Regions from separate parts of the Mus musculus genome. Here region 1 is linked to region 2. Evidence: chromatin loops called from intact Hi-C (ENCODE). Cell type or tissue: gastrocnemius. All regions are shown on one strand. Each heading gives the region's core, and the rest is flanking DNA. Links, peaks and the distances in the headings are about the cores only.

What was found. Hi-C counts contacts between places; a loop is a spot of excess contacts. Peaks named below come from ENCODE experiments on the same cell type or tissue, not always from the same donor. Only the 100,000 strongest peaks of a DNase experiment are listed, where the experiment ranks them.
Region 1: a loop joins it to region 2, with 4 times the contacts of the local background. A loop is called at or near these places in 12 of 42 quality-filtered maps.

The regions. Positions count from the first base shown.
Region 1 is chr5:114,122,863-114,131,190 of GRCm38, forward strand. Alkbh2 (alkB homolog 2, alpha-ketoglutarate-dependent dioxygenase) reads right to left here and starts at 5,356. Exons shown (of 4, transcript NM_001359941.1): 1 at 5,221-5,356; 2 at 4,664-4,907; 3 at 2,670-2,868; 4 at 1,064-1,392. The coding sequence starts at 4,877. The coding sequence ends at 1,086. It overlaps Usp30 (ubiquitin specific peptidase 30), which reads left to right. Exons shown (of 13, transcript NM_001033202.3): 13 at 1-62. It overlaps Ung (uracil DNA glycosylase), which reads left to right and starts at 8,294. Exons shown (of 6, transcript NM_011677.2): 1 at 8,294-8,328. In gastrocnemius, for the core only: no CTCF peak of the experiment used is centred there; DNase peaks (open chromatin) are centred at 4,852, 5,364, 7,548 and 7,935; H3K4me3 peaks cover 2,207 bases; H3K27ac peaks cover 1,986 bases.
Region 2 is chr5:114,042,270-114,050,597 of GRCm38, forward strand. Svop (SV2 related protein) reads right to left here. Exons shown (of 16, transcript NM_026805.1): 7 at 3,299-3,362; 8 at 537-662; 9 at 1-47. Among named protein-coding and RNA genes, the nearest start is that of Gm16108, 19 kb to the right of the region's middle. In gastrocnemius, for the core only: CTCF peaks have their summits at 3,072 (motif pointing left), 4,567 and 5,059; DNase peaks (open chromatin) are centred at 4,063 and 4,468.

The sequences.
Region 1 (8,328 bases), core at 201-8,200, 81 kb after region 2:
CGTGACGGCACTGACGTACCTAGATGTTAGCTAAGTGTGTAATTAAAAATGATACCAAATTCAAACTGACTCTTCTGGTCTAAGGTTTGGAACCTGACCTATCCAAAGGTCACTGAGGTAAGGCCAAGGATGTGTTTTCTCTGCCGGGGGTGAGCTGGCAGACATTCCAGATGTGCCTAGGCATCAGCTATGAGATCAGATCTCACTGTGCATACTGAGGACTTGAGACTCTGAGACTATGCTGTGCTGGACTCCACGACACAGCAGCCCCACAGACCTGGCTTCCGGGCTGAGATGAACACAAAAGCCGGCAGTCACTTGTGACCATAGAGCACCGTGCAGGGCTGTGGGCCCCAGGCACCAGTCCTGCTGCTCCTGAGGTGGCTGAGAGGACAATTGTGTGCGTGAGCCGCTGTAGATGTGTCACCCTGACCGAGCGCTAATGTCCTTCCTCATTTTGTAAATTATTACATTAGGTAATGACCAATGATGGCTCCTAGTTTTAAGTTCTTCACAGTAGGCACCTACTTCCCGGAGAAACGTAAGCTAAGCTAGTACTTCCGCCGTAGGCTGCCGAGTGTGGACTTGCTGAAGCCTTTGTACCTGCTGAGCACTACTGCAATAAAGACGGTTTTGTTAGGAAACAGCCAAGTGCGGTGCTTTAGTCCTTTATGTACCGCAGGCTACCTGTCAACTTGTGAAGATGGCCTGCCTCTGCCTCCTGGGTGCTGCCACGCCAGGCCTGACGGGTGGTCTTTTTGGTGGGTGTCCCATGGCATCCTCCTCCTGGGTGCTGCCTATGTTTTTATAACCTTTCCTGTTCTCTGTGGTAAAGCAAACACCAACTCCTTCCAGCTAAGAGAAAGCACAGAGCACTGACTATTAAAAATGGCTCTTAGGGGCTGGACAGATTTGTCTCCACATTAGTACCTGTGTTGAGCAGCCCACAACCACCCATAACTATAGTACCAGGTGATCTGGCACCTCTGGCCTCCCTGTGCATGCACATAACACACACATATGTCCACATATGTGCACACACATGCACACACCCCCCCCCAAATACAATAATAAATAAAGACATTTTATTTCTTAGTAGGTAAAATTTTCCGAAAAGTCAAGTTGACCCGCGGAGCCAGGACCCTCTTGCGGATGGGGAGACTGTGGTACCAGTGGGTGTTGGTTGGGGGGTTCATCATCAGCAGGCTTCCGTGTGCCAGCTGCAGCCTGACCACCTCCACTGTCCTCCGGGGCCTCTTCCCTCGAGAGTCTTTGTGCCGGAAAATGAAGTCTCTGCAAGCGCCAAAGGAGACAGACGCGATGGGGCTCCCCGGAGCCAGTTCTCGCTCGTCATCTCTGTGCTCGCCGATGTGGTCGCAACCATCTTTGTACCTACAGTGGGCAAGCAAGCAATCAGTTCAGAAGAACCTCGCTCCCTCAGCTGCTAATGGAGCTGCCTCACTCTCTTGCAGCCTGCAGCAGTGCTGGCTTCGCAACCTCGTAGCCTGGCAGGCGCACAGGTGAGCCCGGCCTCGGGTGTCCGTGCTGAGTGTGCTGCTTAGAATGAGAATGGTCTCTGCAGGGTCCTGTTTGCACACTTGGTCCCCAGCTAGTAGAACTATTTGGGACCAAGCAGGTGTGACCTTGTTGGAGTAGATATCATTGTGGTGGGGCTTGGCTTTGAGGTTTCAAGAGCTCTCACCAGGCCCTGTCTGTCTGTCTGTCTGTCTGTCTGTCTGTGTCACTTGTTCTTGCCTGCTATGGTGCCAGTGCCATGCCTGTCTGTTCCCCCTGCCAGGATGATCACAGACTCACCCTCTTAAGACAAGCAAGCTCAATAAAGAAAGCCTCAGCACAATGCTTTCTTTTTTAACAGTGGCATTCCTCACAGCCATAGAACACTTAATAAGTTGCTTCTTACAATACCTGCAGGCCTCACCCATCACATCACATAGCTACGCCTTCCAGGTTCACAGCCCGAAAGCCTGTCACAAGCTCCTCCCCACATTTGCTGACCACCCCCCCCCCCCCCCCGCAGTTCAGCCCTTCCCTCCACACCCTTCCCTCTCCATCTCCGATCTTCAGTGGCACCCACCGTAAGCCCCCTCTGCTCTACTCTGAACACTGGGTATCTCCGGCTCTCTAGCTAGTTACCAAGTCAGCCGTCCCAGCCCCTGGGAGCCTCCCTCTCACCACCTAAAGTGAAATGGCTTCCCCTTTAGCTCAGGCCTCGGAGCCAGGCTGAATCAAGACGCCCTGTTGGCTGCTATACTGGAACCCATTCTAGGTGCTACGGGCACCTACAGGGTTGAGGCTGGGGGTGTGTTGAGCATCCTGGCACACAGGTCAACTCCGTACAGCAAAGTACTTTGGACCCCAAATCCAGCCCTATCCCCAATCCTATCAGTATGTTTAACTTTCCCAGTAACAGGTCCAACCCCTCTCACATCTACACACAAGCTCTGTGAAGACTCCCCTCTTTAAAAAGAAAAAGATAATTGGGCATGAGTACAGTTATTCACGGAAGCCAGAGGTGTTGGATCTGCCAGAGCCAGGACTGGGAACTGAACTTGGGTTCTCTGCAAGAGTGGCACGGCCACCTGTCTAGCCTGGTGCACTATAGAAGGGTTGTCACAAAGGAGCACGGCTTTCCTCGGAGGAAGCCTTACCTGTTCACGAGTACAAAGTTGAAGGTCTGTCCTGTCACCTCGCAGACTCGATCTCGAACACGCTCTAGAACAGGAACCCAGGGCTTTGGTGTCAGGGTAAGACCAGAAAACGTGTACGTGAGGCCAGCATCGCCATAGGTCGCCTGCTTCCTGGGAACACTGTGCCACTTTCCGAACACCTGGACCTTGGCCAGTGCACCTGCGTAGAAGAACGGGAGTTCCACCAGTGACCCTTGGGTGCAGACAGCTCCGCACATTCAAAGGTGGAGAAGCAGAAACAACGTTCCCTCTGCTCACGTTGTAAAACGCCATGTTGGGAACCTCTTACCCTAAATCATTGTGGCTTGTCCCAAGTATTCACTCTGGTGCTGAAGTAGACAGAACACAAATTCCAAGCCAGCATGTCTCAACGAAAGAGAGAGATGCCTCAGTTGGTAAAGTGTCCACCACAAGGTATTGCTCAGTATGCCTCGAATCCCACTGCTGGAGGCTCACTGGCCAGCTGGCCTCACTGGATCTGCAAGTTCCAGACTCAGGAGAGGCCATGTCTCAGTGAGGAAGCGGTCTCCAGCTGGGCTTTATGTCAAGGGGCAGAAGGAATGCACATGAGTATACTGAAAATCCACTGGATTCTGTGGCTTCCTTGTGCAGACACATGAGACATGTAGACACACTATGTGCAGACACACAAGGCATGTGGACACAATAGCATTAAAACCAGCGGGCCACAAAAACAAAATAACATGAGAGCACCACAGGGGCTTGGGACAAAGGGGTTCTGTAGGAGTCAGGGTGATGAATCGGGGGTGTGTGAAAACAGCCAAAATGCATCATACACATGCATGAAATTGCTGAAAACAAAACATGGGTGACTTGTGATAAGTTATTTCTCTGCCACGGGTGAAATGGGCCAAGACAGATTAGATAATACTAAATGCAGTTTCTTGGGGCCAGTTCACTGGCCAGGGAATTCACCATAGGGGAGGAGGAAGAGAAATAGAAATAGAAAAAGAGCTCGAGTGTACAGAGAGAAGAGAAAGAGGAGAGACCACAATGTCTGGATCATATAGGGAAGAGCCTCTGGGGGAAGGGCTGCTCAACCCCTGGGCTGGAAACAGGGTTGGGGGCAGGGTATGTCAGGAAAGGACTTGTGTGTGGGGGGAGGAGGGGGATGCTGGAAGAACCTGGAGGCCTGGTCTGCTTTGATATACAAAATACACACTCCCTTTGTCCCTGGTCCAGAACCAAATCCTTCTAAGAGAAGGCCCCTGAGGCCATCATTCTCCCCTTCCTTTTTAAAATTTTGTTTTATTTTATGTATTTAAATATTTTATTTTGCTTGCTTGTGATGTCTGTGCCCTCGAAGGCTGGACAAGGGCACCACAGTAGCTGGAACTGGAGTTACAGAGGATTGTGGGCTGCCATGTGGGTGCTCAGACCCAAACTTGGGTCCTCTGGGACAGCAACTAGTCTTAACTGCTGACTCATCTCATACATTTATTTAATTATGGTCTTTAACAAAACAAAACAGGGTGTCGACAGGCAGTGGTGGCGCACGCCTTTAATCCCAGCACTTGGGAGGCAGAGGCAGGAGGATTTCTGAATTTGAGGTCAGCCTGGTCTACAGAGTGAGTTTCAAGGCAGCCAGGGCAACACAGAGAAACCCTGTCTCGAAAAAACAAAAACCACTGAGGCCTAACCTTCGCCTCCAGCTATTTTGAATCAGTATCACGAAGATCCCAGAATGGTTCGGTTTGGGGGTTTGTTTTGCTTTTTTTGTTATTTAGTTTTTTAACTTCCCAGGTAATTCCAATCAGTTGCCAAATAATTTCGTTCTAGACCTCGTGGACAGTTCGTATGCCAAACCATAACCTAACCTAACCAGAGCTGCCCAGACCGTGACCTAATCCGTCACAGCCGGAAGTTCACGCTTCTCCCAGGGAAGGCGCATCCTGTCCTCGCACAAGCCTAACGCACGTAAGACCTCCGCCTACCAGTAAAATACTCCACTTCTTGCTCCAACTCTCGGAAAATCTTGTCTGCCTCGGCTTTGCCGAATAGGACGGTGTAATCACAGCTCAGACCTTCCGCGCGAAGGTGTCGCCAGTCCGGGCTCTTCAGGTCGCCCGAGGCTCCTCCCGTCGGGGCGGGCTCCTCCCCTCCCCCTTGGAGGTCGCGGAGGTCTGGCCTCACCAGGAACTTGTCCATCCCGCCGCCCACTCACAGCTCAGACGCGTCCTACAAAGGAAACAAGAGCGCATTAAACCTCCTAGGAGGTGCCTGGCGGGCATCATCCAGGCGGGGAGCCTGCCCTGTAGCTTAAGTCTTCCTAGCACAAGCTGACCCGAACCACGCTGTCCTCACGCCCCAGGCGCCCATCGGTAGGAATCCCGGGCACGCATCCCCAGGCCCGCCCTGGAATGGAGTACTTTTAAAGACCCGTCCGTCCTCTTCGGAATTCGAGAGCTTTGGCTGCAAACGGCTGCCCAAACCCAAAAGGCTACACATGGGAAGACGCAAGCGCAGAGAGGCATGAGGCTCGCCCAGTTACCCAGAAAAGCAGGGTTGCCTCTGCCCTGCGGCCCCGCGGGGTAGGGGCTGGCACGGGCGAGCAACCGGGCTCCACCGGAGAGCCCGGAGCGGTGGGTCAGGTCTCTGCACAGACACACGCAGCCCCAGGAACCCTCACCCCGCCCCTCCCGCCTACGCGGGACTTCCGGGCACAGCGCCCCCTGCCGGTCTCCCTGCGCACCGCAGGATGCTGCCTTCACCTGATGGCTCAGCAAGGTTAGGCCTGTGGACCAGTTCTGGGGTCTACGAGCCTAGTGTGCTACAGCATACTGTCTGGGGGGCTTGAGGGCAGTGTATGAATCTGCACTCCTGACAAAGACACAGCATTGTCTGACCACTACAGTCGACATGGAGAACAGTTATACCATCCCATAGAATCCTTCCTCCCTTAGGTTCCGACATAATTTGTCAGCTATTCCTTGCTTGCTCTTCTTCACGATTCCACATAAATGTGATGGATTAGAGGCTGTATAGCCTTTTGCGTTTGACTTATTTCTGTAAGCACACTGCTTTTAGATATAACCGTGTTTTAAAATCTTTATTTTATTTTATTTATATGAGTACACTATTGCTCTCTTCAGACACACCAGAAGAGAGCATAAGATTCCATTACAGATGGTTGTGAGCCACCACGTGGTTGCTGAGAATTGAACTCAGGGCCTCTGGAAGAGCAGTCAGTGCTCTTAACCGCTGAGCCATCTCTCCTGCCCCTGCCCCCGTGTTTTTTAATCTTTTGGGGGGGTTGTTTTTGTTTGTTTTTCTTTTCTTTGTATGTGTGTGTGTGTGTGGTTTGTTTCGAGACAGGGTTTCTCTGTGTAGTCCCAGCTGTCCTGGAACTCACTTTGTAGACCAGGCTGGCCTCAGACTCAGGAATCCATCTGCCTCTGTCTCCCAAGTGCTGGGATTAAAGGCGTGCGCCACCACTGCCCAGCTGTGTTTTTTAATCTTTAGCTTCAAGTACAGCCATTTTATTTATATACTATGTATAAACATAGAGGACATTTGTACCGTTTTTCTCCTTCCATTGCTGGTATGGAAAGACCTGTGACAGTCATTTCTTGCTCCTGGTGGCACAGAAGAAAAAAAAATCACCATAAATATTCAAGCTCAAACTTTTCTGTGAATGCTGAGTTTACTTCATTGAGAAAACGCCCTGGTCCTCGACCAGAGGGAACGTGTTATATCTCTCTAAAGTGCTGCCTATGGGAGCACACGGTGCTCTCTGCTGTCACACACCAGCAGGGCACAGCAGGTCCTGTCTTATCCACGTTGTATTTTGGAGATGAAAACAAAAAAGGGGCAATGTGATAAACAAGATTTCTTTGTACAATATGGAAGTTGTGAGCAGGGTGACAGGCTAGGGAGTAGGGGGGGATGGGGAAGAGGATCTTACAGGGAAGAATCCTAAGCCAGCATTGAAGCTTTCCAGGTAAGGGACAAAATAACATAGCATGCGAAGATTTTAGCGGGACGCTGCGGAAAGGCAAACCGCCTGGAGAACTGCTAAATTGGGAGTCTAGTCAGTTCAGATTGGGAGGCTGTAGCCCAGACTAGCCCCTAACAGCTTGTGTAGCCAAGCCTTGTGCTCCTGATCCTCTTGCCTCCACCTCCCAGATGCTGGGCTCACAGGGTGTGTCACCACTCTGTGACACACGGCGGCATAGGAGGGTTTTTCCAGGGCAGCGGTCGGTCGAGGTTTAAATTACACTTGCAGTGGCACACGCCTTTAATCCCAGCACTTGGGAGGCAGAGGCAGGCGGATTTCTGAATCCAAGGCCAGCCGGGTCTACAGAGAGTTCCAGGACAGCCAGGGCTATACAGAGAAACTCTGTCTTGAAAAACCAAAAAAAAAAAAAAAATAAAAAAAATAAATAAATAAATTACACCTGCAAAAGATCACTCAGTAGAAAAGAGTAGCTGGGATTGTTATATTAGAGGGAAGGATATAACTGAAAGCTGCACAACTGAATGTATGTCTGACGTGAGTGTGGGAGGTAAAAAGTACAAGGGGGTGTATGGCTCAGTGGTCAAGCGGTTGCTCAGGATGCACAAAGGCCCTGAGTTCAATCCCCAAAGGGGACTGAAAAGGAGGGAGGGAGGTGTATCTGGGGAAGTGGAACATTTCGGGGTTAAAGGCCTTCAATCTTTACATCAGTAAGACTTGGAGAAAGCCCCGCTTTAGAGCTAGGACAGGTAGGTAGGTAAGCAGCAGGCTCCCCCTACCTCCTAAGCCCCACCCACCCGGGGGCGGGGCCTCAGCCCCTCCCACACATGCGCGCTGGGCCTCACCGACCCCTGCCCAGCCAGCCTCCCCGCCCCCAACGGGAGCCCGCGCAGGTGGCAGCGCGCCTACCGTGAGCACGGCTGCAGGAGTCCCGGAGGTCCGTGCTCGGCGCAGGCATGATCGGCCAGAAGACCCTATACTCTTTCTTCTCTCCGACCCCCACAGGGAAGCGGACCACGCGCAGCCCGGAGCCGGTCCCAGGGAGCGGAGTGGCGGCCGAGATCGGCGGCGATGCCGTGGTGAGACGAGCGGGGTAGCGCGGGACGCGGGGGTACGGCGGGGTCCCGGGCAGGAGCGCCACGCACGCCGCTTGCTCGGACAGACTGGGACACCTTAGGGGTTCAACACAGCCGCGCGCTGTCGGCCGCCGCCACGCCGAGGCACTAGCCAATAGGGATGGGGCACGGTCGCCGCAGAGCCAATCAGTGTGCAGCGTGCCCGCCCTGCTCCTCGCGTGGTCCAATCAAAAGCGGCAAGGGGCGGGAGCTGTTTTGCCGCGAAAAGCCCACGTGGAAGGTCTTGGGTGAGGCGCGCGGGGCAGCACCAGGCAGCGCGAGACTGCGGTGCTGCGGGTCCCGGGCAGGAGAGCCGCGCACCCCGTTTATCAGCCAGACTGGGACACCTTAGAGGTCCAAAACAACCGCGCGCGTCCACGGCCGCCATGCCGAGACATCTACCAATGGGGACGGAGCTCGGCCGCCTCAGAGTCAATCGGTGTGCAGCGTGCCCACCCTGCCCTTGTATAGTCCAATCAGAAGCGGCAAGGGGCGGGAGGTGTTTTGCCGCGAAAAGCCTGCGTGGGAG
Region 2 (8,328 bases), core at 234-8,233:
TCCTGGTTCCCGGACAGCACATCGTACCTAGCACTCTCTGGCAGCCACTGGGAGTGGGGGAACAGGAGACCCAGGGTGTGGCTGGTCAGTATAGGACAGAGCACGCCCTCCTGGCCACCTTCTCTCATTTGTGTGGGCTTCTTTAAGCAGCAAGTCTCTGGGGTGAGAGACCTGGCTTTGAACAGAGTCCTCTGTAAGGTACTGGGTTATAGGACCCACTTCCCTCTGATTCCTCCTCGTTCAGGTGTTTACAGGGTTAAACGGGGTAACAAAAGCATGAAGCTGTCATCACCACTGTGGTTGCTTTTAGAGTTCTGGGGTCAGGTGGAGCAAATGAAGACCACCATTTCAAAAAATCTCCCCCTCAAGCCAGGGAGTGGGGGCGCATGCCTTTACCCCCAGCACTTGGGAGGCAGAGGCAGGTGGATCTCTATGAGTCTAGCCTGGTCTACAGAGTGAGTTCCAGATCAGCCAGGGCTACACAGAGAAATCCTGTCTCAAAGAAAAAAAAAAGTGACAACTTTAGACATACTTACGAAGCACAGAACAGCGAAGAGTAGTAGTGGAGCGGCCGAGAGCAGGAGCAGCCAGCGCCAGCCCAGGCTGGGCATCACAAACACAGCCAGAAGCACCTCGAACACGGTCCCTATGGCCCAGAAGACCTAGCATGGGAGAGTGAGAGTCAGTGGCAGGGTAGTGTGGTCCATACAGGTAGTGTGGGGTACGGTGGACGGGATTGGCGCATCCTGCTGTCGCCCCTCCCACGCTGCTCACGTAATACCCACGCAGCACCGCACAACAGGACACCACAGCGAAGCAGGAGGGAAGGATCAGTAGTCTGTGTCACAGGTATGGCAGGGGGCATGCAAGGGACTTTGAATTCTTTGGATGTTTTTTCCTAACCATTTTAGGTATGCACTGATATCGAGCACGTCCCGCCGGTCCTGCGGCCACCAATGCAGTGGACCACCAGCGGTCATTCTGTGAAAGGAAACTCTCTCCACGACAGTCAGCCCCGACTCTGCCCAGCCCCAACTCCCTGGAAGTCTCTGTGTTTTTCTCGTTGTCCTTTTTAAAAAGCTTTCGAGACAGGGTCTGGCTATGCAGCCCAGCCTAGATTTGAACTTGAGATCCTCCTGCCTCAGCCTCCCAAGTGTTGGGATGATGGGCGTGTTTAAAGATGCCTGTCCTGTCATTTTGATTTTGCTTTATTCTGACCACCTGCTTAGCAGAATCACATGGCACTTGTCCTTTATGTCTGGATTTCTTCAAACATAATGTCCTGGTGGCTCATGGACACTGTAGCTTGTTATAGTTTCCTGCCTTTTGAAGGTGTGATGCTACTATTACATATTGATATACCACATCTTCCCTGTGTGTGTATGGACTGACGGACAGGAGAGCTTCCATGGAGAGGGAATCTTGTGTGCAATGTATGCAAGTTTCACCTGTCAATAAAAAAAGCCTCTGGTCAATGAGCTGAGGCAGGCTTAGAAGGTGGGGCATCCGGCAGAGAGGGGGTGGGGCATTCTGGGAAATAGGTGCAGATGACAGAGGAAGACCGGTGTATGAAACTGAGGACCAGGTCACATGGCAGGCCGTAGAACAGAGCAATGATTCAGTTATGGGGTAGTCAGGGAAGGAGCCAAGGCATTTGGCCTAGGTGTTTATTCATAGGTAAGATGTCTCAGAGTCATTATCTCTGGAAACTTGGGCGTGGGTAGAAAGCCCTGGTTAGACTTCCGTTCTCTCTGCACATGACTATACATATTGTCTACTTTTGTCTTTTGTCTCCTGACATCAGCTTTCCTTCCCCACAGGCTCAGTCTCCACCCCTAGGGTCACCTCTCTCTCACACAGGCTCAGTATCCACCCTTAGGGTCACCTCTCCCTCACACAGGCTCAGTATCCATCCTTGGGGTCACCTCTCCCTCACACAGGCTCAGTATCCATCCTTGGGGTCACCTCTCCCTCACACAGGCTCAGTATCCATCCTTAGGGTCATCTCTCCCTCACACAGGCTCAGTATCCATCCTTAGGGTCATTTCTTCTTTTCACAGGCTCAGTATCCATTCTTGGGGTCATTTCTTCCTTATCCCCCAGGTTATTCTCCTTCCCCACCTACACCCACACACATACACACACACACACATACACACACCCACACACACCCACTAGGTTCCCTGCCTGTGGCTTCCCACTATGTTCTGCTAATAGAGAGTCCAGGGGATGAGAGGGAAGCCAGGGTGGAGGAGAAACCAGGACTGACTTACTGCCCTGCCTCCTCCCCTGCAGGGTGGTCTCTGCAGAGGGTCTGGGCTGCCCTTGGACCCTCCTGGTCCTTCTGGAGTGGGCTTGGTGACAGAAACTTCACTACTGTTGTTGTTTTAAAATCACAATTGTTTCTTTCTTTGCTGAGGGGGTGGTGGGAGTCACAATTGGAGAATTTTAGGGTGAAGTAGTTCTCCCCTTACATAACATGTAAGGAGACACAAAGTGTGATCACGTGGCAGAACAGGCACTGGTATGCCGAGAATCCTCTGCAGTCCCTGTATGGCTGGGCCTGACAGCTACAGAGTGAGTTCAAGACCAACCTGGGCAATTTTTCAAGACTGTGTCTTGAAATAGAAAGGACAAAAAAGGGCAGGGATATAGCTCAGTAGTAGAGCACCCACCCAGCATGTGTGAGAGCCTAGATCAGTGGTTCTCAACCTCTGGGTCATGACCCCTCTGTGGGGGTCAAAAGACCCTTCCCCTGGGGTCATATATATCAGATATCCTGCATATCAGACATTTACATTTCTATTCATAGCAGTGGCAAAATTACAGTTATGAAGTAGCAATGAAATAATTTATGGTTGGTAGTCACCATAGCATGAGGAACTGTACGAGAGGATACAGTTAGGAAGGTTGGGAACCACTGTCCTAGATCAACCTCCAATTGAAGAAAGACAGGGAGAAGGTGGGAGAGATGGCTCAGTAGTTAAAAGCACTAGCTGCTCTTGTAGAAGTCCTAAGTTCAATTCCCAGTAACCATAGGGTGGTTCACAACCAATGGAAAACAGTGTCCTCTTCTGGTGCATCTGGAGATAGCAACAGTGTACCCACATACATTAAATAAGTAATTAGAAGAAGAAAAGAAAGGGAGGAAGAAAGAGGGAAGGAGGACAAAGCATTTATACTATATATACATGTGCATAATTTTCAATTGAGTCTTTGTGAGCCTGTGGCTACATACATTTGAAAGCTGCTTCACAGTCAGTAAGAATTCCTGGGAGACCTGTCACCCCCTCCTTACCTCAATCAGCAAAATGCACTTGGCTCTGGCCTTCATGGGAAGGAACTCGGCGTACAGCGTCACCCTAGGTAAGTGAAGAGACAGGGGTTAAAGAGTGGGAAGATGACAGATTCTGAGTTCCCTCCCTCCAAAAGTGATCCGTGGATTCCTACGTTGGAATTTCCTGGTATCGTGGCTGAAGTCAGAAATTCAACCAACGGGTTCTTACTGTGTAGCTCATGGCTGACTTCAAACTCACTATCTTCCCGTCCTGTCTCCCAGCATGCACTATCATAGTCTGCCAGTGTGTGACTCCCTTGTCCCTGGGAAGCAGATTTTCACAAATGGCTCCTGCATTTTTATTTATTTATTTTTTTGTTGTTTTGTTTTTTGAGACAGGGTTTCTCTGTGTAACTCTGGCTGTCCTAGAACTCACTCTGTAGACCAGGCTGGCCTCGAACTCAGAAATCCGCCTGTCTATGCCTCCCAAGTGCTGGGATTAAAGGCGTGCACCACCACTGCCTGGTGGCCCCTGTGTTTTAAACCAACTCCCCCCAGATGACCCTCGAGTTCTGGCATGCTTTCGTCGAGGTCTGCAGAAACCACAGAGTCTGGAGAAAGTCTGGCTGTGGGTTTACGGGCAGCTGTGTTAGCAAGTTGATAAGGCTATGTTGTGTATGGCCTTTTGTCCCTCCATTCTGGGTTCCGGATGTCTGTCTGTGCATCCCTGGGGACAGCCATGGGGGGATTACATGGAATTGCTCCCGACAGTTGCATCTGGGGTGTGCAAAGCTACCCTGCTCCCTTGCTGTCAAGTTGTTATTCACTGATGGATGGAGTTGGTGTCTGGTAGTTTGCCAGGACATATTCAGATTTGCCAAGATCTTGTCCTCCACAGAACCTCTACCCACCTGCTGTAGCCTCTGGCTATTTCTACCTGAACAGACCACCATGGCATTGGTGACAAATGTAATTTTTAATTTGTCCTTCCTTTTCCATTTTGTAATCACATCCTTATTCTAAGAGTGAGCTTTTCTGGGGCTGGCGAGATGGTACAGCAGATAAAGGTCCATTCTGCTAAGCTCAGTGAGCTGAGTTTGGTCCCTGTTCATCCCTAGGACTCCACATGGCAGAAGGAGAGACCTGACTCCTACAAATGGTCCTCTGACCTTCGTAAACATGGTTATGTAGGAAGTCACCAGGAAGGTGCCCTGGACCTGCCAGTTTTTCTCCAGCTGTCTCTTCACCTGAATGGTGCTCTGTGGCTGCACACAGCGCTCCCTACTGCACACAAAAGCTATTGCTCTTTACTGTCTCCTGTAATCTGCTTATTCTCATGAAGATACTTGGAGCTTTAATGAGATTTTTGTTCTTTTTTTTTTTTTTTTCATTTTATAACTAAGATGTCACTTGTAACGATAGAGTTACAAATTAGAATCCAAATCTTGGGGCTGGAGATCGCAGCACCCATATGGCAGCTCAAAACAACTGCCTGCAACTCCAGTTTTAGGGGATCAGCTGTCCCCTTCTGACCTCTGCAAGTACTGCACACACACAGGTGCGTGTGCACACACACCTTCAGGCAAAACACGTATAAATATAAATCTTTTTTTAGTCCATCTTTTCCCTTTGATACTAGAGATTGAGCTCAGAGCTATGTTCAAACTAGGCACGTGTTCTCCCACTGGGCTATATTCTAAGCTACCAAATCAATTTATTTTGGAATTATTTTTAAATAATTGTTTTTAATTTTATGTGTGTGCAATTCCCATACTGACTAGAAGAGGGAGGTAGAGCCACATCCATTATTCGCTATTCTGCAGAGGGGCTGAGAATTAAACTTGGTTCCTCTTCAAGAGCAGTAAGCTCTCTTGACCTCTGAACCATCCCTTCAACCACAAACCAAACCCAATATGCTTCTCCACCGACGTAAAGTGAGACTACGCATCTCACAGTGACTTCTCCATCCCACTGTCCAGCATCAGTCAAGTTTGATCTGAATTGATTGGCAACTGGCCTGCAAGGTTAGGCTACATGAGACTTTGTGGCTTTGTCTTCCTGTCTTGGATCCCAGGTGGCTGTGCCTGGGTGAAGCCAGATGGAGCCTTTAAGTTCATCGAATCATCGAACGCATCTGCTGACTGAAAACTCGAGCAAGCCCCTGACACAGTAGTACCGCCTAACTGCCCAAATGCAGGCTGAGTTAAGTAAATCACTGTCTTAAACCCTGAGTGCTGGGTGGTTCATGACCAGCAACCACTACCTCTCCCCTTCACTTAATGAGCACCTGACTTTGATCAAGCCTCCCAGGAGCAGGGTTTTCTAATCAGCCAAATAGGGGCAGGGCTGGGATACACATCGTCTGAAGACGCATAGCATAGCTGTCCCGTGGACATGCTTCCCGGTACCGTCATTGTCGGCAATGAATACGGTAGCTCTTTTATCGAGAGCATCAATGTGTATTTGGGGGAAGGGAGCCCCTTACAAGTGATTTGATTTGCCTTCCCATTGTTGTGGTTTGGGTGCCTGATGCACATGCGCAGGGATTTTATATGGTGGCTCTTCATTCTCAAGCAGGAGACTTGATCCAGTTTTAGTGTCTAGGGGGTGGGGACTCAGGGTTGGGACTGAGGGTTGACCAGGGTTAGACAATAGCGTTAGGGTCAGTCCCAAGATTGAATCTGGGGGGAAAGGTGGGGAGAGTCTCACTAACCTGGAACTCACTGTGTATCCCAGGCTGGCCTCACAGCCGTAGGGATTATCCTTGGCTCCGCCCCCTCAATGCTGGGGTTATGGGAGAAAGACATCACACTCTCCTTTCATCCTGGTTGGCTTGCCAGGTTATGTCTGAGCCAGCTCCGCAGCTGTTACTAAGGGAGCCACTACAGATGCATCCTAGCTGTTACTAAGGGAGCCACTACAGATGCATCCACCAGCCTTGAGCCTGGACTATAAGCTGAGATAAACCTCCTTTCTTTATAACCTGTCCCGCCTGTGGCGTTGTGTTCTCAAAACAGCTGTTACCGTTACATTCTGGCTGTTGACTTATTTTTAAAATAACACCCCAAGACGCTGTTGTTCTGACTCTCTGGCTGGGTAAAGTTACTCTAAATGAATGGAAACTCTTAATATTACCTAACTACCTAAAAATATTGTCCCCTAAATGTCTCTCAATAAAGCACTTAAGGGAGCCATCTTTCTAACTAGATAAGAGTGCTGTCTAATTATGACATAATTAGGTTTATGTAAATGACATCAGAAGTGCCAAGGAGCCAAGGCCCTCTTGGGGCTTCGTATTTCTCCTGTAATTTGCCTGCGGGGTTTTTCCCCCCTCCTCACAGATAAAACAGCTACCTAGTTACATACGTGAGAAAGTAAGTGTGGATGTTTTAAATCTCACGGTGGCCATTAGCAAGCTGAGGGATGGGGGAGGGGCACAAGCCACTTCATTGTTTAAGGCACATTGGTGGCTTTGCTGAGCCCTATGGTGGGGCGAGATCTTTGTAAAGGCTTCGGCAGATCTCCGTGATTTTGCATGTAAAGACTGTCCATGCGGTGAGAGAACCACCTAGTGGAGATGTCGTTTAAAGGGTAAATCAGAGAAAGAAGTCTGTCTGGGTTGCTCAAAGACAAATGTGATGAGGTTTGTGTGGAGTTGGAGCTCGTAAGGAGAGAACTAATAGAAAATGAAATCGTGTGCTAAGACTTCTGGAAGACTCTGCAGCCTGAGGAGTGGTCACAGAAGATGTCCGATTTGAGCAATACAGGTGAAGATGATCAAGCTGTCCTAGGGTGGGGAGTCTCTCCCTAGACTAAGGAGGGTCTATTTACCTCCATCAAAAGGTTACACTAGTGGTGGAGATGGTTTGCTCAGCCAGGAACTCTCTGGGCAACTGGGTATGGTGGATGGAGACTCAACAGCTACAGCCACATCCACAGTGCCAATCCAGGGCTTCCATGACCCAGTGAGCCAGCAGGTGCAGCTGCAGAGAGCAGAGCCTTGGCCCCGGTGACCCTGAGCAGGTCTGAGCAAATTAAGTCAGGCTCACTGAATAGGTCAGACATAGAGAAGAGTAGGGAGGCTTCGGGGATATGGAAACATAGTATCTCAGAGAGACTGACCAAGGGTTAAGGTGAGCTAATTAAGTAGTGCCTCTGTGTACCCAGCCTCCACCTCTGGAGGAAGCAATTGATACAAATGGATACAAACAGATGGCACATGTGCACTGTATTAAACCTCACCTAAGTTTGACTTTAGTACCGTCTCAGTTCTGAGCTTCTGGGCTCTCCTGACACCTGCTGAGAACAGATGACAGCAGACATTCAGGTCATCTTTGTGATGGGACAGGGTTTCAGGGATTTTCCTGGTCACGTTGCCTTGTCCTGCCTAAACTCTGGAAAAGGTTCAGACATGTAGATGACATAATGCTAAGCTATGAGTGGTCCGCAGATTTGGAAAGCCAAAGGAGAGGCAAACAGGTACGGGGGTATTTCCGTTTGCCTTACGATCCTACTAGGGCTCAGTTAATTGAAAGAAGAAAAGGAGGTTGTTAAAATGATAACTGTGAAGAAGTCTGAGTCCAAAAGGTACCCTACATGGATGGAAAAGGACATAAGCCTCTTCGAAGCCATAAGATTACTGAATGGGAGCCTCGGTGACTAGGGCGGGCTACCTCCAAGTGAGCTATGGACCAGAGGAGCCCCTCAGGCCCCTCAAACCATAAAGGCTATTGCTACTGCTGTTGGCTCTGTGCAAGAACGAGACAGTAAGACCCTATCACTGAAGATACCACATGCTCGGACTTTGACTATAGGGCATGGAGAAATTAACCCGGAGCGAGCTGGAAACTCCCACTCTCCTGGCTGGCTTTCATGGTGTCAAAGGAGCTAGGCAAGCGGAGAATGGCCACCAACATTCCTGCTTGCCTATGGACCTTGTGTGCTGAAATACAAATGTGCCAGGCATGATGTGTCTGCTTGTGCAATAGTGGCTCAGCTGTCGTGGGTAAGAACAACTGCCTTCTGATTGGATTTAAGACCTGCTCTGCAAG